3 separate regions of the Homo sapiens genome follow, and regions 1 and 3 are each linked to region 2. Evidence: chromatin loops called from intact Hi-C (ENCODE). Cell type or tissue: Caco-2. All regions are shown on one strand.

Evidence for each region. Hi-C counts contacts between places; a loop is a spot of excess contacts. Peaks named below come from ENCODE experiments on the same cell type or tissue, not always from the same donor. Only the 100,000 strongest peaks of a DNase experiment are listed, where the experiment ranks them.
Region 1: it touches region 2 in a loop (3-fold over the local background); 17 of 110 quality-filtered maps call a loop at or near these places.
Region 3: it touches region 2 in a loop (4-fold over the local background); 63 of 110 quality-filtered maps call a loop at or near these places.

Annotation. Positions count from the first base shown.
Region 1 is chr6:17,580,908-17,588,907 of GRCh38, reverse strand. It overlaps LOC102724591 (a long non-coding RNA gene), which reads left to right. Exons shown (of 5, transcript XR_007059485.1): 4 at 858-1,232; 5 at 3,021-3,117. It also overlaps the pseudogene SUMO2P13. Among named protein-coding and RNA genes, the nearest start is that of FAM8A1, 15 kb to the left of the region's middle. In Caco-2, a CTCF peak has its summit at 4,490; DNase peaks (open chromatin) are centred at 2,967 and 7,437; H3K4me3 peaks cover 345 bases.
Region 2 is chr6:18,118,719-18,126,718 of GRCh38, reverse strand. It overlaps NHLRC1 (NHL repeat containing E3 ubiquitin protein ligase 1), which reads left to right and starts at 4,042. Exons shown (of 1, transcript NM_198586.3): 1 at 4,042-6,279. The coding sequence starts at 4,113. The coding sequence ends at 5,300. In Caco-2, a CTCF peak has its summit at 3,958 (motif pointing right); a DNase peak (open chromatin) is centred at 3,998; H3K4me3 peaks cover 1,149 bases; H3K27me3 peaks cover 156 bases.
Region 3 is chr6:17,828,565-17,836,564 of GRCh38, reverse strand. KIF13A (kinesin family member 13A) reads left to right here. Exons shown (of 39, transcript NM_022113.6): 12 at 2,494-2,604; 13 at 5,330-5,464. Among named protein-coding and RNA genes, the nearest start is that of NUP153-AS1, 130 kb to the right of the region's middle. In Caco-2, no CTCF peak of the experiment used is centred here; no DNase peak of the experiment used is centred here.

The DNA of each region.
Region 1 (8,000 bases), 540 kb after region 2:
GGCTCACGCCTGTAATCCCAGCACTTTGGGAGGCCGAGGCAGGCGGATCACGAGGTCAGGAGATCGAGACCATCCTGGCTAACACGGTGAAACCCCGTCTCTACTAAAAATACAAAAAAATTAGCCGAGCATGGTGGCAGGTGCCTGTAGTCCCAGCTACTCGGGAGGCTGAGGCAGGAGAATGGCATGAACCCGGGAGGCGGAGCTTGCAGTGAGCCGAGATCGCGCCGCTGCACTCCAGCCTGGGTAACAGAGTGAGACTCCGTCTCAACAACAACAACAAAAAAGAACATGGTAGATGGCTAGGTGTGGTGGCTCACACCTGTAATTCCAGAGCTTTGGGAGGCTGAGGCAGGAAGATTGCTTGAGCCCAGGAGCTAGAGACTAGTCAGGGCAACATAGCATGACCCCATCTCTATGAAAATTTTTTAACAAATTAGCTAGTGGAGTGGTACACAGCTGTAGTCCTAGCTACTTGAGAAGCAGAGGCAGGTGGATTGCTTGAACCCAGGAGTCTGAAGTTACAGTGAGCTATGGTCACACCACTACACTCCGGCCTGGGTGACAGAGCAAGACCCCATCTCTAATTTAAAAAAAAAAAAGAGAGACAGAGAGAACATCGGAGGGAAGCCGATTTCAGGGGAAGGGCAACATGGGCAAAGTTCACGGAAATAGCCAAGCTGATACTTACGGTGTGAGGTAGATCTGAATAGAGACAAATCTGGAAAAGTAGGGAGGGGTTGGTTTATATAGGGCTTTGGTCCCATGTGAGGGAGTTTGCACTTTATCCTGTAGACAGCAGAAGTTATAAAGGGCTTTAACGAGGGAGATAAATCTGGTCATATTTGTTTTTTCAGAAATCTCTCTCTGGGAACAGTGTGGAAGATGGATTGAAATGGTGTAAAATTGAAGATGTGGACTCCGGTTGGGAGACTACACCCTAGATAAGATGAAGAGAACTTGAAGCAAGACAATAGCAATGGGAATATAAAGGAGAGGAGACATTTGAGTGAAATTAAGGAAGCACAATCTGCAGACTGTTTTCTTTTTTTTAAGAGTCAGGGTCTCCCTATTTTGCCCAGGCTGGTCTCAAAGTCCTAGGCTCAAGCGACCCACCCACCTCAGCCTTCCAAAATGCTGGAATTACAGGGGTGAACTGCCTCACCATGCCTCAGTCTGCAGAATTTGATGACTGAATGTATTTGGAGAGAGTCTGTGGCTTGGATGACTGGGTGAGTGGATTGTGATGCCGTTCATGGAAATGAAGAAGGCAGAGGAAGGGAGAGCAAGAGGGTGGAAGTGGGGCAGTGGGGTGCTGGTGGGCCATCCAAGGGACACCAGCTGTTGAATATGTTGCATCTGTAAAGATACAGATTGATCATTCAGAAATAAAGAAGAGAAAAAAAGCAAAAGCAAAAAAAGTTTTAAAATAAAAAAGAATACAGATTGAGAGAGTCATAGGCATACAGATGGCCCTTGAAATGACAAGTAGATGGAAAACAATGAAACAAGAAAAGAAAGCCAAGAACAGAGAAAAAAAAACAGAGATGGAGAAGGAATAGTTAGTGAGGTCGGTAGGAAAGTAGGATTGAGTGGGAAGAGAGACTTTCCATAAGAAAGGAGTCATGTTAGGGTTTTCCAGAGAACCAGAACCAATACAGTGTGTGTGTGTGTGTGTGTGTGTGTATATGGGTGTGCGTGTATGTATATGTGTATATATATGGGTGTGCGTGTGTATGTGTGTATATATATGGGTGTGCGTGTGTATGTATATGTGTGTATATATGGGTGTGCGAGTGTATGTATATGTGTATATATGGGTGTGCGTATGTATATGTGTATATATATGGGTGTGCGAGTGTGTATATGTATATATATGGGTGTGCATGTGTATGTATATGTGTATATATATGGGTGTGCGTGTGTATGTATATACGTATATATATGGGTGTGCGTGTGTATGTGTGTGTATATGAGTGTGCGTGTGTGTGTATATATGGGTGTGCGTGTGTATGTATATGTGTATATATGGGTGTGCGTGTGTATGTATATGTGTATATATATGGGTGTGCGTGTATGTATATGTGTATATATAGGTGTGCGTATGTGTATATATATGGGTGTGCGTGTATGTGTATATATATGGGTGTGCGTGTATGTGTATATATATGGGTGTGCGTGTGTATGTGTATATATGGGTGTGTATGTATATGTGTATATATATGGGTGTGCGTATGTGTATATATATGGGTGTGCGTGTGTATGTATATGTGTATATATATGGGTGTGCATATGTATATGTGTAAATATATGGGTGTGCGTATGTATATATATATATATGGGTGTGCATGTGTATGTATATGTGTATATATATGGGTGTGATTCCCAGTCCAAGGTCAGAAGACCAATGTACCAGCTCAAGCAGGCAAGCAGGAAACAAAAAATGGAAGAATTCCTCCTTCCTCCACTTCTTGTTCTGTTCAGGCTCCCAACAGATTGGATGATGCCCACACACATTGAGGCGGCCAACCTGCTTTACTGAATTCACCAATTCAAATGCTAACCTCATCTGGAAACACCCTCGCAGACACACTCAGACACAACGTTTAATCTGGGTGCCCCTTGGCCAGTCATGTTGACACATAGAATTAACCATCACAGGAGTTACATCTGGTGTGAAAACCACAAAGAAATCAGGAAGGATGAAAACTGTGGTGGACATTTTCTCTTTTGACCACACTACCTCTTTTTTCCCCCCTTCTTTTGGAGAGAGAGAATTTCCACTTAACTCTTCCCCCAATGTGTGCACCTGTGCTAAGACTCTCAGGGCATTCTGCACTGCTCACTCCAAGCCACCAGGTGGGTATGTGGCCCGAGCTCAGCAGATTGGACTGACTTATGAGGACTTGGAAACTTGAGCCAAGTGATCCAAGGATGGAATAAATGTAGTGCCAGCAGAGGGCCCTTATCTGATAAGAGTGTTGATTAACTCTTGCTACCTATGCTTCCTTTAATTTCAGGAGCTGTGATTGGTTGATTGATTTTGAGGCGGAGTTTCACTCTTGTTGCCCAGGCTGAAGTGCAGTGGCACAACCTCTGCTCACTGCAACCGCTGCCTTCCAGTTTCAAGCGATTCTCCTGCCTCAGCCTCCCAAGTAGCTGGGATTACAGGCGCCTGCCACAACGTCTGGGTAATTTTTGTATTTTTAGTAGAGATGGGTTTCACCATGTTGGCCAGGATGGTCTCGAACTCCTGACCTCGTGATCTGCCCGCCTTGGCCTCACAAAGTGCTGGGATTACAGGCGTGAGCCACCATGCCTGGCCTATTATTTTATTTTTTGAGATGGGGTCTCGCTCTGCTTCCCAGGTTGGAGTGCAGTGGCATGATCATGGCTCACTGCAACTTTGACCTCCCCAGGCTCCGGTGATCCTCCCACCTCAGCCTCTCAAGTGTCTGGGATTACAGGTAAGTGCCACTATGCCTGGCTATATTTTTGTGTGTTTTTTTTGTAGAGACGGAGTTTCTCCATTTTGGCCAGTTTGGTGTCGACCTCCCGGGCTTAAGCGATCCACCCACCTCAGCCTCCCAAAGTGTTGGGATTACAGGCGTGAGCCACTGTATCCAGCTTGTGATATACTTTTAATAAATTTCTCTTAAACTTAAATTAGCAAGTGCTTGTTTATCATCCTTCCAATTAGAGAACCTGGATTCGGCCATTAGGAAGTCAAGGGTGGCATTCATTGGGAAGTTTCATGGGGTGAGAGGTGAAAGGCTGGCTGATGGGGGAATGGAAGTGAGAAGTAGAAATAATTGCATTCTAATCTTTAAGGAGTTGTTTTTTGGGGGAAGAGAAGCTGTTAAAGAAGTAGCGAACTATTTTTAACCACGCTTGAACCCATCGTTTGATAGGGTGACTGAAAAGAGAGTTCCTGAAACTTGGGCAGCCATAAATCTATTGTTTTGTTATGAATTTCTCTAATTTTTAGTGAGATAAACTTACTTTTAGTTTATCAACATATTTCAACTATTCTTACTAGTCATATATGGCAACCCTGCCCCAAGATGTCACATTGGTCTCTAAAGTGTTTCCTTCAGAGTAAGGTTCATCTGATTTGATACACTGATAGGAAGCAAGTTGTAAAAAATAAAGCCACTACGGAAGGCTTCTTTTGTAAATAAGATACCCAAGCACCAAATCAATGATTACACTGAAAAATAACTTGATTTTGGTACTAACTTTTGGAAATACACATAAAATAGGCTTTCTCTTCTCCAGCCTAACGTGGATTGAATTGCTATACTGTGTAATGATTTTCTGCCCCCTAATGGTTGTTCAAAAGCATTAAGAAATTTGTCATCTGCTTGAAAACATTTTCTATTATAAGAAAATATTTTCTTTATAGCACATTTTTAATTTTATTTTAGGAATTCGAAATGACTTAGAAATGTGTCATCATTCACAAGAGGCCCGTGTTACTCTTAAAAATAGGCCGATCTCATAAAACAACTGCGAACCTCATTATATAATGTGAACAGACAGGATTTTAGGCAACCAGTAGGTGGAGGAATTTCCAAAGCTAAGAACACCACAGGCTCCAAAACCCAACTTCAGAGCTGAGGGCCTTAAAGTAATCTGTTCAGCCTTCTCCGCTTTATACTAATAGAAGACTGTGGAGCAGCTCTGAGATATATGCTCATAGAAGTACATCGCCCATGATATTCTGGCAAAAGGAAAGACTATTTTAGATTAGGATTGGATTTTACTTGTGAAATATGAGATTGGGGCCAAGAGAAAGCATTGCTTTGGGTAGGGATAGCATGAGATTAAAAAACTGAAAATAAGTCGAGTGTGTGAAGAAAATGACTGTGACATACGAGAGGAAGGAAGCCAACAAGAGAGTGCCGTGGGTAGATGCTAGAAAGGGTGACATCATGCAGAAAGGTCAGGGAGGGAGGCTGAGTTTGGCTTTGGTCCAGTCAGCAATAGAAGGCTATTATGAAAGACAAACGTAAATATTTGTAAAATATAGTGTTGGTACAAACAAATATAAAAAAACATTGAGTTGCTTCTGCTGCTCCTTCCTTTTTTAGACCTGGAAACAATGAATCCAGAGGGAACAGCCACAGACGCTCCTGAGCACGTCAGTTTAGGCCTTCTGTGCCTAACGCAATTTCTTCCCTTAGAATTTGACCCTTGCCTGTGTCACCCAGCACTCATCCCATACCTCCTCCTGACCTCCCTGCAAGGTGGAGCCCACCAACCTGATCGCTGATCTTACCCTCCTCGTTAAGACTTACTCTATTACATCATCTTATCATTGACATGAAGTGGAGACCCAATGCCTGGCCAGTCTGAAGCTGTACACACGTAGGACATTAACTGAAACCTCAACTAAACCTCATCAAATTCCCACTTACTCTGGCTCCCCTTTCTCTATTTTTTAATTAAAAATTTTTGTATTATTCCTATTCTATTTTCCTGCAAACAGAGGCCCCCCTTCTTCTTGCACTCAAAAAATTCCACAATTCTCCTGGTTTCTTCATTTTCCCTCTTTTCACAGGCCTATATACTCTTCCATGTTTAATATCCTGGCTCATTTTATTCTTACTAACCATGAGAACTTATCTTTTTTATTCAATAGACTGTCCTCACTCTTGATCAATTTTATGCACTTAAATAGGCCATGTCATGTTTTTGCACATCAGACTGGAAAAATGACTAAGAGAGGTGGTATCCAGAGTTGACGAGGTTTGGAGAAAAACAGGTTCAGTCATTTGTGGAAGTATAGGCTTAGACATTTTTCGAAGGATAATTAGGCAGCATCCACCCAAATTCAGAATATCTGAGCCTTGTGAATCCTTAATCCTTTTAGAAATCTACCTTACAGAAATATGAGCACTAGAATAGAGCAATACAAGTCAAGCGTATTTCCTGTAGGATTATCTACAAAAGCAAAACAAAGAAAATAAATGAGACAGCCATCAAAAATTCAAAAATTAGAAACCAGAATGATAATACTTTTTTTCATTTAAAACAAGGAGTTTAAACAAGATGCTTAACTTGAAGGGAAAACTAGGATTCTTTGTTTTAGAGTAATTTATCCCTAAAGACAGATTGCCCTACACGTAACAGCTACGTACAAAAAAGTATAAAATTGTCCTTGGTTTTACAATGGTAAATGAAAAACATTAAAATTCTCCAACTGAACAAGGTATGCAAGGATTTTTTTTATTTTTTTGTTAAAATAGTGAGAGCAAAATAACTTACTGGAATATAAACGTAAGAGCCGACTGAGCATGCCACTAATGGAGAAAATGGGGTATTTCCACAGCCTCAGTGTTTTTCCCCATCCCGTCACCACTTGATGTCAATCGAAACATACCATTGGCTGCTTGGTTAAAAAAAAAAAGGAATATGCTTGTGCACATACACCAGTTACGTTATGTACAATAAAGAAATGGGGAAGGGGGAAATGAAAGAATAGAGAAAGCTATATTATAGTACTCACGATGTGGTGGAACCAAATCGGTTTTCTAATTGCGAATGTAATCTTGGTCTTTAAAGTTAACAGTTCTGGAGTGAAGAACCAGGTTCTCTCTTCAGGAAACACCTCCTGTCTGCTGTTGGAGCATATCGATTGTATCTTCATCCTCCAACTGTGTAGGTGTTATCTATTTCATTGATGGGTTGCCCATCAAATCAGAATCTGACCTGCCTCATTGACAATCCCTGTCATTCACAATAGGCTTTAATTAGTTTACTAAGTGGTGCATACCTCTTAAAGTGCACCCCAGAACCGCCCCGCCCCCTTCAAATTAATATGATCATTGTTCTCAGGCTCGACTCCTTCCTAGGGCTTTTCGTAGGCCATGGGAAACGCCAGAGTCTCCTCAGCTGCCCCTTCATAAAACAGGTATCAAGTCTGCACCGGATTGTGTCTGACATTTGTGAGTTCTCGGTCTCACCGACTTCAAGAATGAAGCCACACACCCTAGCAGTATTACAGTTCTTAAGGGCAGCATGTCTAGAGTTTGTTCTTTCTGATGTTCTGATATGTTTGGAGTTTTTTCCTTCTGGTGGGTTCAGTGGTCTCACTGGCTCAGGAGTGAAGCTGCATGTTTTTGCGGTGAGCTTTACAGCTCCTAAGGCGGCCTGTCTGGAGTTATCTGTTCCTCCCGGTGGGTTCGTGGTCTAGGATGGCTTCAGAAGTAAAACTACAGATCTTCGCAATGACTGTTACAGTTCACAAAGGCAGTGTGGACCCAAACAATAAACAATAACAAGATTTATAGCAAAAAGCAAAAGAACACAAGCTTCCATAGTATAGAACCAGCCCCTAGCCCGTTACCACTGCTGGCTCGGGCAGCCTGCTTTTAGTCTCTTATCTGGCCTCGCCCACATCCTGCTGATTGGTCCATTTTACAGAGAGCCGATTGGTCTGTTTTACAGACAGCTGATTGGTCCGTTTTGACAGGGTGCTGATTGGTGCATTTACAATCCTTGAGCTAGACACAAAAGTTCTACAGGTCCCCACTAGATTAGCTAGATACAGAGTGTGGACTGGTGTATTTACAAACCCTGAGCTAGATACAAACTGCCGATTGGTGCATTCACAATCCCTTAGCTAGACATAAAGATTCTCCAAGTCCCCCCCAGATTAACTAGATACAGAGTGCCCATTGGTGCATTCACAAACCCTGAGCTAGACACAGAGTGCTGATTGGTGTGTTTACAAACCTTGAGCTAGATACAGAGTGCTGATTGCTGTATTTACAATCCCTTAGCTAGACATAAAGATTCTCCAAGTCCCCACCAGACTCAGGAGCCCAGCTGGCTTCACCCAGTGGATCCTGCACCGGGGGCGCAAGTGGAGTTCCCTGCCTGTCCGGAGCCGTGCGCCCGCACTCCTCAGCCCTTGGGCGGTCTATGGGACTGGGCGCCGTGGAGCAGGGGGCGGCGATCGTCAGGGAGGCAGCTAAAGCCCCGCGAGAAATCGA
Region 2 (8,000 bases):
AAGAAAAGCAATCAAGTCCTATCACTGGAGATAATTACTGCTATGATGGTGATGTATTTTCTTCTCATCTTTTTTGTCTGCTCATACATGTGAATGTTTTCACAAGGTTGTTGTGATCACATTACGATACAGTATTGTATCTCCACTATCTTTCTTTCTATTTCATTCACCCTTCCTGGAGTTGAGGCAGGAGAATAGGGTCTTGAGGCAGGGAACCTAAGGCTGATTCATGCTGACTTCCTAGAACTAAATTGAAAGGAAAACCTCAACTTTCCATGCCTAAGTAACAAAAGGACCAGAGGCTACTCCCTTTGTAACCTCCACCACCCCACCGCCCCTAGCCTTTTCTGCGTGGCAGAAACATCTGCAACCAATCAAACGTTTGCATAGGAGTGTAACTTTTGTAACTTCACTTCGGCCTCTCATTGGTTGCAGCAAGCAAAAGCAACCAATCAGACTGATTGCGGGCCACTACTTTATTTGCATGGGATGAATACCAAGTGGCCAGTGGGAAACCTCTAGGCAGTATTTGGACCCCAGAAGATTCTGTAACCAGGGCCCTTGAGCCACTGCTCAGCCAGGTCCCACCCTGTGGAGCACTTTCATTTTCAATAAATCTCTGCTTTTGTTACTTCATTCTTTCTCTGCTTTGCTGTGCATTTTGTCCAATTCTTTGTTCAAAAAGCCAAGAACCTGGACAACTTGTAGTCAAACCTTCTACTGGTAACAGTGTCACTAAATATTTTTCAAAAGCAAGATTTTTAAATAGCTGTATAATGTTGTAATGTGGCAGTACAATTATTATTTAGTCTTTCTCCTGCTATTAGAGTCAGCATTCATTCAGCAATTTAAGTACTATTGGGTGTGCTAGCAGATAAAGGTTTATTGATTATTGAAGATAATCCTTTTCTCAGGCATCACAGGTTGTAGGGGTAGGGACTGAACATTGAACTTCATATGGTATGGCTGTCTTAGGGGTACAGGCAGGGAGCTGTCAGCTTATAACTGGTCATTTAAACCACGAGGAAGTGAAGATGGCATTGCTCAGGGAAACAGGTAGGAAGCTAAGAGAAAAAGACTGAAGGTGGCACCCTGAGGAACACTCAATTGCATTGAACTTGAGATGCACTCAAATCTCTAGATCCCCATTTCCAAACATACATCTCCACTCATTTTTGTATGGACTTACTCAAAAAATTCAAAAACAGCCATTCTTCCTCTTGCCACCACATCCCTCACCCCTGAGATGCCAAGAACATGGAGCTTAAAAATTAGAGTGGTGGTCAGAGACGCCCCTGGGAGGAGGGCAAGGCTGGAAGCAAAGCCCATTCTGTGTGGCTTGTTCATCTTCCTTTCCCTTACATCATTGTCAGGTAGTCTGAGTTGTAATTGGATCATTAAACTTGTTCTGGGATTCCTTCTAAACTGCATGTGTCTGGCACATTTGCCCCACCTGCACAACCAGGAGCCCACCTGTCTAAGCACTGACTCCCCCTAACTCATGCTCCCCCTGTGCTCTCTTCTCTGCTGGAACCATCCTGAGCTGGGTCCCCACTCTCCTTCCACTATAGTATGGTACTTTTTCATAGGGCAGCCATTGACCACTTTGGAAACTAGACGTTCTGCTCTTCAAGCCCTTTGCCCCCACAACTCTCAGGGCTTGTTCTAGGTGGAAGCAGGAAAAGATGGGCATGCTAGTCCAGGACCCTCTATAGAAGGAATATCGGAGGGAAGCACAGGGTAAATCCATGGAGGCCCAGCCATGGAGGAGGAAATGATAGTCATAGGAAATGCCAAATGTCAGAGTGAGATTCAAGACATATTTGTTATTAATCAATTATGCAATGGTGTGATTGCATAAATAATGTGATTTTAGTTGGTTGTTTATTTGGGATGGAAATGTAGTCAGAAATTATTAAGTTGGTTATTGTGTCCCAGTACGCAATCTTTGAGTCAAATGACATTTGATTAGAAAATGTTCTTTCTTGTCTTACATTAAAGCTCTTTCCAGGGGCCTCAACAGGGGATAAAATATTGTGTTTTCTCAGAAATCTAGCAAATCAGAAGGTGAATGTTCATGATTATGATCTCTAAAGGAAAAGAAATTCTCTAATACAAGGTTTTGTTAAGCACAATGTTCACATAAGACATTTGAGGGAGAACCCCTTAAAAATAAGAGTTTAGGGCCAGGCACGGTGGCTCATGCCTGTAATCCTAGCACTTTGGGAGGCTGACGCGAAAGGTCAGAAGTTTGAGACCAGCCTGGCCAACATGGTGAAACCTCATCTCTACTAAAAATACAAAACTTAGCCAGGCATGGTCACGGGTGCCTGTAATCCCAGCTACTCAGGAGGCTGAGGTGGGAGAACCGCCTGAACCCAGGAGGTGGAGGCTGCAGTGAGCCGAGATCGCGCCACTGCACTCCAGCCTGGTGACAGAGCAAGACTCTGTCTCAAAAAGAAAAAAAAAAAAAAGAAAGAAAAAGAAAAATGAGAGATTATAATACCACAATGGATTCTTCACACAGATTATGCTATCCCTTGTTTGAAGATTTTCCAACATATGGCAAATTCTCTTTGTTTTTGGTCTTAACTGAGATTGGAAAAACTGAACTTAGTGTCATTTGAGGGAATTATTATAATGCAGTGTTTCTCAAACTTGGCTGTACATTATAATCACCTGGGGAGCTTTTATAAATCCCAGCTGTCCAGACCACACCATGGGCCAATTAAACTTTTCGGGTGCGACCCAGGTGTTTACCATGTGCAAAGAAGTTTGAAAATGACTAAAATAGGTAACTCTGAAGTCAAACTGCCTGGCTTCAAATTCCAGGCCAGCCACTTCCTAGCCATGTGACCCTGGGCAAGATATTTGATTTCTATGAATTCTATCAGAAAAAAAGACAATAAAAATAACATATTTTTGTAGGATTGCTATGAGGTTTAAACAAGATAATCTATGTAAATTATTTATTAATTTGCTGCAAAAGTAATCACGGTTTTGCCATTAAAAGTGATGGCAAACACTGCGAATCCTTTTCACCAACCTAACACAATGGGGCAGGCATATGTGAATTCCATAGGCTGGGCACAGTGGCTCACACCAGCACTTTGGGAGGCCAAGGGGTGGGGAGGAATGTGAACAATTTTCACAAGTTCAAGACCAGCCTAGGCAACATAGTGAGACCTCCTCTCTACAAAAAAATTAAAAAATTAGCCTAGTGTGATGGTGCATGCCTGTAGTCCCAGCTACTGAAGTGGGAGGATTGCTTGAGCCTGGGAGATGGAGGCTGCAGTGAGCTGTGATCGTGCCCCTGCACTCCAGCCTGGGTGACAGAGTGAGACTTTGTCTTAAAAAACAAAAAAATGAAGTTCTATGGTAATTATTATTAACTAACAGCTTTCTTATTTCATATTAATTACTCTGCAAGACACTTCCAGCATGGTTGCCCCATCTGACACTCATTCACCTCGTTGATTTTTTTTTGTTGTTGTTGTTGTTCTATAACATTCATTCATGCACAAATTCATTTTACAAGTATGTATTCATCTAACATTGACTTAACTATGAGTATGACAGAAGACACAAAAGAAATGTACACATCTGCCTCACCTCCCTTGGAGTTTATCTTCTCTAGTGTGTTCGTGTTTTCCGGTTCAGATCATAAGCATCATGAGCTAAGGGACCATGTTTTATGCCCGGACAGCCGTAGCACCCGGCGCTGCGGATTGGAGACACTGCTAGGCACCCGGGCTGGAAGATTGGGTTCTAGTTCTTGTTTTGCCGCTTACAGGCTGGGTGACAGGGAGCAATCCTGTTGTCCTCAATAGGTGTGTTTCCTCATCTGAAAGTGTACACAATCCATCCATGACTGCTGTGACGATTACAGGTCTACACAACGCGCATGTGGATTTGTCTTGCAAACGTCCACCATCAGGCCCTCAGGAAACAGTGCCGCGCGTGCCCACCAAGGGGCAGCAGATCGCAGTGCAGAGGCCCGCGGCGCTCGACGTCAGGGCGCACGTCCCACCCCGTGACCATGACTGTGACCGTGACCGAGAGCGTCGCTGGGGCACGGCCAGGCGGCGCGGCGGGAGTGCACAGGACGCGCCATGGCGGCCGAAGCCTCGGAGAGCGGGCCAGCGCTGCATGAGCTCATGCGCGAGGCGGAGATCAGCCTGCTCGAGTGCAAGGTGTGCTTTGAGAAGTTTGGCCACCGGCAGCAGCGGCGCCCGCGCAACCTGTCCTGCGGCCACGTGGTCTGCCTGGCCTGCGTGGCCGCCCTGGCGCACCCGCGCACTCTGGCCCTCGAGTGCCCATTCTGCAGGCGAGCTTGCCGGGGCTGCGACACCAGCGACTGCCTGCCGGTGCTGCACCTCATAGAGCTCCTGGGCTCAGCGCTTCGCCAGTCCCCGGCCGCCCATCGCGCCGCCCCCAGCGCCCCCGGAGCCCTCACCTGCCACCACACCTTCGGCGGCTGGGGGACCCTGGTCAACCCCACCGGACTGGCGCTTTGTCCCAAGACGGGGCGTGTCGTGGTGGTGCACGACGGCAGGAGGCGTGTCAAGATTTTTGACTCAGGGGGAGGATGCGCGCATCAGTTTGGAGAGAAGGGGGACGCTGCCCAAGACATTAGGTACCCTGTGGATGTCACCATCACCAACGACTGCCATGTGGTTGTCACTGACGCCGGCGATCGCTCCATCAAAGTGTTTGATTTTTTTGGCCAGATCAAGCTTGTCATTGGAGGCCAATTCTCCTTACCTTGGGGTGTGGAGACCACCCCTCAGAATGGGATTGTGGTAACTGATGCGGAGGCAGGGTCCCTGCACCTCCTGGACGTCGACTTCGCGGAAGGGGTCCTTCGGAGAACTGAAAGGTTGCAAGCTCATCTGTGCAATCCCCGAGGGGTGGCAGTGTCTTGGCTCACCGGGGCCATTGCGGTCCTGGAGCACCCCCTGGCCCTGGGGACTGGGGTTTGCAGCACCAGGGTGAAAGTGTTTAGCTCAAGTATGCAGCTTGTCGGCCAAGTGGATACCTTTGGGCTGAGCCTCTACTTTCCCTCCAAAATAACTGCCTCCGCTGTGACCTTTGATCACCAGGGAAATGTGATTGTTGCAGATACATCTGGTCCAGCTATCCTTTGCTTAGGAAAACCTGAGGAGTTTCCAGTACCGAAGCCCATGGTCACTCATGGTCTTTCGCATCCTGTGGCTCTTACCTTCACCAAGGAGAATTCTCTTCTTGTGCTGGACACAGCATCTCATTCTATAAAAGTCTATAAAGTTGACTGGGGGTGATGGGCTGGGGTGGGTCCCTGGAATCAGAAGCACTAGTGCTGCCATTAATGAATTGTTTAACCCTGGATAAGTCACTTAAACTCATCTATCCAGGCAGGGATAATTAAAACCATCTGGCAGACTTACAAAGCTTGGGACAGTTATTGGAGATTAATCTACCATTTATTGAATGCATACTCTGTGCAAGGAAATTTGCAAATATTAGCTTATTTAATCTGTACTATCCAGTGAGGTAATTTCTTCCCCCCCAAGATAGAGTCAAGCTCTGTCACCCAGGCTGGAGTGCAGAAGCATGATCACAGCTCACTACAGTTTCAACGTCCCCCGCTCAGGTGGTCCTTCCACCTCAGCCTCCCAAGTAGCTGGGACCACAAGTGTGCATTACCACACTCAGCTAATTTTTGTATTTTGGCAGAGATGGGGTTTCACCATGTTGCCCAGGCTGGTCTCAAACTCCTGAGTTCAAGCAATCCACCTTCCTCGGCCTCCCAAAGTACTAGGAGTACAGGCATAGCCACTTGCTCAGCCATAATTTTTATTATTAATCTCATTGTACAAGTGAGAAAACTGAGACCCAGAGAGCTTAAGTGACTTCCTCGAGGTCATAGTTACTTACTGCCTTAGTCCCAATTTGAATTCAATTCTGATTCCAAATAAGTTGCGCTTAAATAAGACAACAGATGTGGGAAAAATATGTGAATGTGTAGTGTTGCTATGTGTACTGTCTTTACAAGTAGCTAATTATTTTAGCACAAAGATGTGCAAAGAAAGGAGACTTTATGGAGAGTTCAGGAGAAAAAGGATTTTGTGGTGGCCATCACTTTCATTCAATTTGCGACTGCTCTGATGGCACATTAGATGAAGTTACTGTTGATCCTGAGTTACGTGAATAAGAAAAACAATTGAACTGCTTATTAAAAAAGTAAACATGTCTTTTAACGCCTATATCTTCTCCACTATACAAACTCAGAAAATACCACTTGGTTGTTTGAGAAAGGCCTATATTTGTGTAAGTTCTAAACTATTGCAGAACACACTACATACTAGCGTCAAAGGGCTGATGACGCTCCTGTTACATGTTTATGGGGTTTTTTCGTTTGTTTGTTTGCTTTTAGACATGGTCTTGCTCTGTTGCCCAGGCTGGAGTGCAGTGGATTGATCACTGCTCACTGCAGCCTCGACTCCCTGGGCTCAAGCGATCCTCCTGCGTCAGCATCCTGAGTAGCTGGGACTACAGGTGTGTCACCATGCCCAGCTAATTTTTAAATTTTTCGTAGGGATGGGATCTTGTTTTTGTTGCCCAAACTGGTTTCAAGCTCCTGGGCTCAAGAGAGCCTCCTGCCTTGGCCTCCCAAAGCATTGGGACTATAGGTATGAGCCACTGTGCCTCGCCCACGTAAAGTAAAAGCGAGAGCCTAACTCCCATGCCAGTCCACAAAAACCCATTTTCTTGTCAATGCTCTCATCATATAGCACTAATAGTAAGATTTGGGGCACCCTAGACCACGATTTATAAATGCATTTTAAAAAGAAGTTCTATGGACAAACCTCTTCTCCCCACATGCACACACTCCACCCTTAAAGTCACCCCTAGGCTGGTAACTTCACGGGTATTCTGAAAACATAACAAGAAACGTTGTTGCAGGTGGAGATACGAATTCAGACTTATTTGGTCATTTGTGAGTACAGCAACTGAGGATAGATCTTAGACCATTTTCCTTAGGAACAATGACATTTTAATGATTTTAGAATTAGTAGAGCCAATTCAAAAGATTTTTCTCTTTGGAATTATTAATGGCATCATCTCTGACTATAAAGCTGGACATGTGTCCTTTACAGACAGCAGTCATGATAGAGGTGTGGAATATGCAACACAGGGAGGTATGTGAGCAAGGTAGTATTGCTGGTCATCGTGTGGATTACCCAACGTCAAGAATCAGGTGCGCATCTGTGAGATGATGAGGGAGTGTATCAGACCTGTGATAACAAGCCACCTTAGTAACTGCTATCTTTCCGTGGTAGATTATCAGGCTTGGGACTGGGGTGGGGCTGGATACACAACATAAAAAGAACTGTATAAAGCAGCTCTTCCCAGGAATGTCATAAGACAGGAGCAGAGTTTCCTTGAGGAAGACATGAAGCTTGCTGTTCTTGATTCTCAAGCACACATGCGCTGAGGGAATAGTTTCAATGACCTGTAAGGCAGATGCAAAATTCATCTTCCGGACTGTGTTCTTTTTTTTTTTTTTTTTTTTTTTTTTTTTGAGACCGAGTCTGGCTCTGTTGCTCAGGTTGCAGTACAATGGTGTGATCTCAGCTCACTGCAACCTCCACCTCCCGGGTTCAAGCTATTCTCCTGCTTCAGCCTCCGCATTAGCTGGGATTACAGGCGCCCACCACCACGCCCAGCTAATTTTTGTATTTTTAGTAGAGACGAAGTTTCACCATGTTGGCCAGACTGGTCTCGAACTCCTGACCTCAAGTGATCCACCTACATCGGCCTCCCAAAGTATTGGGATTACAGACATGAGCCACTGTGCCCAGACAGACTGTTCTTTAAAGCAAGCTGGTTAAAAGGCTTGAGATATGTCATGCTGAACTCCAGGTTATTAAAGAAATTGGAGAATTCTGAGACAGGCAGGAAAAAATAACCCCAGCAGAAAGTAAAAGCTTCCAAGTTGATGAAGAAGGGTTGGAATG
Region 3 (8,000 bases), 290 kb after region 2:
TGAGAACTGACTAATACATCATCTCAATGTGGTTCAGCACTTCAGTGTTTATTGGCATCTGCCAAATGCTAAGCATTGTGAGGACCAACATGAGTAATACCATACTCTGTCCTAGGAACTTATAGTCATGGAAACAAACAAATAAGAGATAATTCCTGCTACTACCTGATCATTTGCTTCCCTAAATCAGTTGGCCTTTGAACTTTCAGTGGGAAAGTATGTTGTTTATATTAACATTATAAACTATTATTTCCACAGGGCCTTGCAATTTTCAGAGAATTTAGTTAGGTGTTATCTCCTTGTTAAGCTGTGGAAACGGCGTGATCAAAGATAATTAAACATTAGGAATAATTCAGAAATCTTTTTCTTTTCCATTTATATCAGGCCCTGACAAGAAACAAAATCTTTTTGCATTGTTATCTTCTTTCTTTGGCTTTACTGAAACTTTAATAATGATATACTCTTCTAAATAGGTGTTGCTTTTTGCAAATTATTGGGTGAGGCACTGTCTTATTTGAAATATTTAAGAGGACAGCTTTGGAGGCCAAGTGCCTTAGTTTAAGTCACAGGGTTCCACATGCCAGGACTTGGGAGTGTATCTGACACTTCTAAGTTCACATTCCTTCACCACTCTCTTCTGACCCCACTGTAGTTGGGAGAGTACTAAGTTGTAAGAAAAAAAGAAAGAAAGAAAAACACAGTTAATGGCCATTATTTATGGAGCATTTACATGCCAGGCACTATGTTAATACTTCTATCCATCAGCATATTTTATCAAAAAGTAATCAATAGAAGACTGAAAAAACAAAAAGGTGAAGCCAAGAGTCTGAATACTCTATTAATTGGTGATCTTGGCATTACATTGTAATTGTTTGTTTATATATCTTTCTCTTCTTCCAGGCTGTGGCTCTTAAAGTACAAGATGCTGTGTTTTATTGATTTTTTTATCCCCAACCCCTAGCCTAACATTGATACTAGAAAGCACTTACCACAATACCTTGCACATAGTAAGTTCTCAATAAATGTTGCTGATTTTTATTATAATTTATAATCATTCAGTGCATAAAGTATAATTTTCAGATAGATTGTAAGAAGGGTAGCAAAACACCAGAAAAATAAAAATGCTGATAAACCTTGAAAATAGTCATGATGCTAGGAGGAAAGTATAATGGTTCTGCAATGTGTTTATAGGTGGATTATCTACTTATTTGCATTTTTACTGTGACCACATAATCTGGGCGAGATGGCTCAAGCAATACCTGGCTGAAGGAAACAGAAGAAGAGCCAGCCACATAGGTCCACCTAGAATTTTCTTTTTCTGTTTCTTTTTTTTTTTTTTTTTTTTTTTTTTTTTTTTTTTTTTTTTTTTGGCGGGGGCGGGTGGACAGAGTCTCTCTGTTGCCCGGGCTGGAGTGCAGTGGCACCATCTTGGCTCACTGCAACCTCTGTCTCCTGGGTTCAAGTGATTCTTTTGCCTCAGCCTCCCAAGTAGCTAGGATTACAGACAGGCATGCGCCATTATACCCAGTGAATTTTTTTTGTATTTTTAGTAGAGACAGGGTTTCGCCATGTTAGCCAGGCTGGTCTCAAGTGATTCACCCACCTCAGCCTCCCAAACTGTTGGGGTTACAGGCAGGAGCCATTGGCCTGGCCTATAATTTTCATATATGTCCCACTGTACTCAGCACTAAATGCCACTGTCAGGCTCTGTTAATACCATGAGCCTCAGGCATACTCAGCTAGCTTCCAGATCATCACATCCCAGCTTCTTGTCCAAGCTCTGCCATCTTTCTTGTTCATAGAGTTTTAACTTTGTAGAGGCTCATGTTACTTTAAGGTGTCAAAGCATATTATTGACAAGTAAAGGCCTCTCCCCTCAAAATTTTGTTAAGCTGCAAGTATCTGTATTGAAACCTCTTAGTTACTCTCCCTGAACAAACTAGAAGGGAAACCACTGCCTTTTTAGCCAGCTGTGCTGCTTCTGGGTGAATGATAATGATAAATAACAAAATGCATGACCATCAGTGGAGAAAGGTAGTCTAAAGGCCCAGATTCAAAATTTAAAATACATGAGAAGTCTTTACCTTTTCTAGCAGATTAATTTAACTGGAATTCATTTATTGATGATGAGTGTTAACCTCCGTCTTATTGAAAAAGAAGTCTGCTTAAGTAACCTTTTGTCCTGCTTATCTATTTCAAAGTTGAACGTTAGCATCTTTTAGGGCTTTAAATGTGAAATTTAAGTATAATGGATAAAATGACTAATGATTTGTTTCATTTTCATTCAGGACACTGGTATTTCTTTTTCAGGGAACAGCCATGTTCTCTTACATTCGTTTGATTAATAAAGGTTAAAAACCCACCCTAACAGCATATAACTTAATTTTTTCCAACAGACTATTGATAACTGCTTAAGAGGGACAGTAACTGATTGTCTTGTATATGATGGTGGAAAAATTTTGAACATCAGATATCTCTGATTTCATTTTAAAGGCCATGAAGGCCCCTGAACTGAAGGAGAAGCTCGAAGAGTCTGAAAAGCTGATAAAAGAACTAACAGTGACTTGGGAAGAGAAGCTGAGAAAAACAGAAGAGATAGCACAGGTAGCTTGATAATTTAGCCCTAAAATATTGGGATTCTTTTTCACTTATTGTCTTTTCTGTGTAGTTTGCTGTCATCTTCAGAAAGTCTTTTTTTTTTTTTTTTTTGAGACGGAGTCTCACTCTGTCGCCCAGGCTGGGGTGCAGTGGCGTGATCTCGACTCACTGCAACCTCCACCTCCCGGGCTCAAGCAGTTCGCATGCCGTAGCCTCCCGAGTAGCTGGGATTACAGGTGCCTACTACCATGCCTGGCTAATTTTTATATTTTTAGTAGAGATGGGGTTTCACCATGTTGGCCAGGCTGGTCTCAAACTCCTGACCTCAGGTGATCTGCCAGCCGCAGCCTCCCAAAGTGCTGGGATTACAGGCATGAGCCACTGCACCCAGCCTCAGAAAGTCTTTTAAGGGCCCTTTTCTGCTGAACCAGAGATTGCAAAGATCACTTTTTTTTTTTTTTTTTTTTTTGAAGACAAGGTCTCCCTCTGTCACCCAGGCTGGAGTACAGCAGCTCAATCACAGCTCTCTTGCAGCCTCAACATCCTGGGCTCAAGTGATTCTCCTCCCTCAGTCCCCCCAAGTAGCTGGGACCACAGGCATGTGCTACCATGCCCAGCTAATTTTATCTATTTTGTGTAGAGCTGTGGTCTTATTTTGTTGCCCGGGCTGGTCTCAAACTCTGAGCTCAAGTGATTCTTCTGCCTCAGCTTCCCAGAGTGCTGGGGTTACAGGCATGAGCCACTGTGCCTCGCCCAGCAAAGATCACTTTTAGACATTGACGTCAGGTCTTTTTATCAATGTACAGTTTGGCCTGTATATTTGCTAGACGTGTTAGATAGCACTAAATTTGAACAAGCATGGTTACAGAAAATGTCATTCATATTTCCTGCTCTTCACATTTAAACGAAAGTCTGCCTTGTGATTTTTTTTTTTTTTTTTTTTTTTTTTTTTGCAGACAGAGTCTCTCTCTGTCGCCCAGGCTGGAGTGCAGTGGCGCAATCTCGGCTCACTGCAACCTCCGCCTCCTGGGTACAAGCGATTCTTCTGCCTCAGCCTCCCGAGCAGCTGGGACTAGAGGCTTGCGCCACCACTCCTGGCTAATTATTTTTGTACTTTAGTAGAGATGGGGTTTCACCGTGTTGCCCCAGCTGATCTCAAACTCCTGAGCTCAGGCAATCCACCCACCTTAGCCTCCCAAAGTGCTAGGATTACAAGTGTGAGCCACTGTGCCCAGCCTTGTTTTGTGATTTTTAGATCACCTGGCAAAGCATGAGGCTACCTGATTTTTATTTTATTTTATTTTATTTTTATTTATTTAATTTTTTATTGAGATGGAGTCTTGCTTTGTCACCCAGGCTGGAATGCAGTGGCGCAATCTTGGCTCACTGCAACCTCCGCCTCCCCAGTTCAAGCTATTCTCCTGCCTCAGCCTCCCAAATAGCTAGGACTATAGGTGTGTGCCACCACAACTGGCCAATTTTTGTATCTTTTGGTAGAGTCAGGGATTCACCATGTTGGCCAGGCTGGTCTCAAACTCCTGACCTCAGGTGATCCACCCGCCTTAGCCTCCCAAGAGGCTACCTAATTGACAGAGAATTTGTAACGTATAGCATATCATAATTTTTCAATGTATTTGATTCTTTGGGCTTGTTAGGAAATGCTGTATGTTTATATTTTAACTTTTACTTAAGTTAAAATATAAAGGAAGGACTAATTCTCGGGGTTATGTGCATTATGAATTTCTCTACATTATATATTTCACGAACATTTTTAATCTCATTGATCATTTGGAAATATTGGACCATCCCAATCACGTAGCTTAACAGCAGTCACTGGAACCCAGTCCAGCCTTCTGCTGATGTGTTTCTTATAGATATCGTTCACACCCACACATACCCCTACACCTCACTCACTGTCCCGCTTAACATTGCTTTATGTTTCTCCATAGTACTTAACACCATTGGAAATTCTATGTACCATATTGACTTAACTGTTTTCTTATGGCCTGTCTCCTCCCACCAGAATATAACTTTTCATGAAAGACGGGACTTCATTGGGTTCAGTGCTGTATTCCCAGCCCGAGATCAATACCTACTACATTGTAGACTCTAATAAATATATCTTGAATGAATGAATGAATGAGTGAATACAAGGCCTTCCGCAGTAGAGACCCAACCTTCTCTTCCAGCCTTAACTCTCACTGCTTTCTGATATTTGCCAGGGGTTCTTGGCCCCTGAAATCATCTAGTATGTCCAGAACCTTTCTTTAGTGTGCTTCCGTATGCCATGCCCCAAGAACACCCTATCTTTATATTTCTGTTGAAATTATTCTTATGCTTCAAGAACTATCTCAAATATATCCTCTTTCTGCAGCCTTTCTTGGTCTCTTAACCCATCATGATGTCTCTCCTGGGAAGCCCCTGGCATTTTGTACCCTTCAATAGCACAACACTCTCCTCTTTTGTGCTCTAGTTATGTGGTCTTGTTCCCTCTACTAGATTCTAAGCTCCTTAAGAGCCAAAATGGTGTCTGGTTCATCCTTGGTGCCCCTATCACGCCTGCCACAAGATGTCATGCACTGTAGACTCTCTGTTAATGTGGTTGAGCAGAGTAGCATGTGTAATCCCATTGGCATTGTCCCCAGAAACAGTGACTTACTCTTTCCGTGGATACATCTTGTGAATAGAACAACAAACAGAGTTTCCTTCTTTTGTCTGTTTTTGTGCACAGGAAAGACAACGACAACTTGAAAGCATGGGGATTTCCCTGGAGATGTCCGGTATCAAGGTGGGGGATGACAAATGCTACTTAGTCAATCTGAATGCAGACCCTGCTCTTAACGAACTTCTGGTTTATTATTTAAAGGTAGGAGAACATATAAATACATATGCAATCAAGATTCATTCCTATACAGTTCGTAGTTGAATCTGGGTGCCTGTCTCTGTGATGTTGCTTTTTGTATCCAGCTTAGCCCTCAGTAAAACTAAGATGGATAGTGCCCTCCGATCACCACTGAGAAGGAAAAACAGCTATTTTGTATCATCTGGGGCTGTGCAGTTGGGGCTGATCTCCTGTGAGTCCAGGCTTCAGAGTGGCATAAGTGGGCAACAGTAGGTGTCGAGGTGATGCCTAGCTTTATGAGAAGGCTCTAGGTGTGAGATGGTGAGGATTCTGGGAATATCTGTGTTCTTCCACAAAGCTCCTGAGAAGCTCTGGAGGTTCTTAGTTATGCTTCTGAGTAATTCCAAGGAGATCTCAAGATCAACACAAGCCTAAAGGAGACCCTCGTCCTAGATTAAATAGACAACAATGTTCTTCTAGGTCTATCCCTTGTAAACCCACATCCTCAGGAAATAACTTTTGGTCCCATAATCACCCTTCAGGTGTAGAGGTGGGATGGGGCCGCCCTGTTGCCACTGTGGTCGCAGGACATGCCACGTTGGATAGCTTACTGTAGCATTTCTCAAATTTTCTGACTTCAGAACCCATTTACACTCTTAAAAAAAGTATCAAGGACTCCAAAGAACTTTCATGTGTCTGGGTTATATCCGTGTTTACTGTATTGGACCCTAAGACTGAGAACATTTTAAACTACAAACATAAACGTACAACCCTTAGCCCTCAGGGCTATAACATCATTACATGTCTCATAGACTCTGGAAAATTCCACCAATACACACACACATGATAAAATGAGAGAGCAAAGGCAAACAACATGTTCATGTTTCTATTGAAGTAGTTTTGACTTCATAGGCCTCCTGAAAGGTTCTCAGAGACCCCGGGGGTTCTCAGATCACACTTTTAGAACTGCTTGCTTACTCTGCAAAGTGAGAAATAAGATATCTGATTGACATTGATTTAGGACACTGTGACTGACATAAGGCATTCAGCCAACCATCAGGGCATTTTTAATCTCACACATACACACACTTTCTGAGTTACAGAAACGAACTTTCAAGGATTGGGGACCTGGGGCCTTGAAGGCAGCTTACATATGCTGTCCACACACCTGAATCTCTAAATGCGAAGGTATTGCCTGCTTGAGAACAGTGAGACACCTTGTTAAGGATTCTGATCTGCCTAGTAAATACATAAAATGCAATGGAGAATAAGCCAAAATTGAAGCAAGGAGCCTCACCTTCTACTTTTCCTAGAGGTGTAAATTTGGTACAAATAGCCCCTGAGTTATTGAGAGTCCCCCAACAAACTTAAGATCTGTTCATTTAGGCAATGAGTAGGGGTAAGGAATTGTCTCTGAAATCCTGATTTTGAAAGACCAATCCTTATACTTTCTCTGTCAAATAGGGAGGTATTATTATAGTTATTAAACTATTTTAAGAGCAATAGAAAAAAATGGGATAAGCAGTGGCTGAATCACCAATAGTCACAGTCCTCGTATGTCTGAGGTTCAGGTACTTAAAATCACATGAGGCCAGGTGCAGTGTGTTTACTGTATTGGACGCTATCAGTGTCAATCAGATGTCCTATTTCTCACTTTGCAGTGTAAGCAAGCAGTTCTAAAAGTGTGATCTGGGGTCTCTGAGAACCTTTCATGAGGCCTGTGAGGTCAAAACTACTTTAATATAAACACGAACATGTTGTTTGGCTCTGCTCTCTCATTTTATCACGCATGTATTGGTGGAGTTTTCCGGAGTCTATGAGACATGTAATGATATTATAGCCCTGAGGGCTAAGGGTTGTATGTTTATGTTTGTAGTTTAAAATGTTCTCAGTCTCACGCCAGTAATCCCAGAACTTTGGGAGACCAAGGCGGGCGGATCACTTGAGGCCAGGAGTTCAAGACCAGGCTGGCGAACATGGTGAAACCCCCATCTGTACTAAAAATAAAAATTAGCCAGACGTGGTGGCGCATACCTGTAATCCCAACTACTCAGGAGGCTGAGGCAAGAGAATGGCTTGAACCCAGGAGGCAGAGGTTGCAATGAGCTGAGATTGCACCACTGCACTCCAGCCTGGGTGACAGAGTGAGACACCATGTCAAAAAAAAAAAAATCACACGTTTGTACATGGTATGACCCACAGGCATTAATACTGTATGTAATATCAGTATTAGAAATTCAAAATTTTTAGCATTTTCAAAGTTGAATATTTTAAAATATTACTGTCAATGAAACTGCTTTTTAATGGTTCTTAAATTTATGTAACTGTTTTCAAAACACTTTCACTGTTAACTCAGATGATCCTAAAAGAAATCTAAATAGGTGAAATAGATAATATTATTCTGGTTTTGCCAACAAAGAAACTGAGGCTCAGAGAGTGAAATGGCTTCCCCGTGGTCAAGTCACAATTGAAACTCAAAGTATTCTACTGTCAAGTCCAATTTCCTGTGTTAAAAACAATAACTAATCATTGTTGATTGGGGATTTTTTTTGGTAGTGTT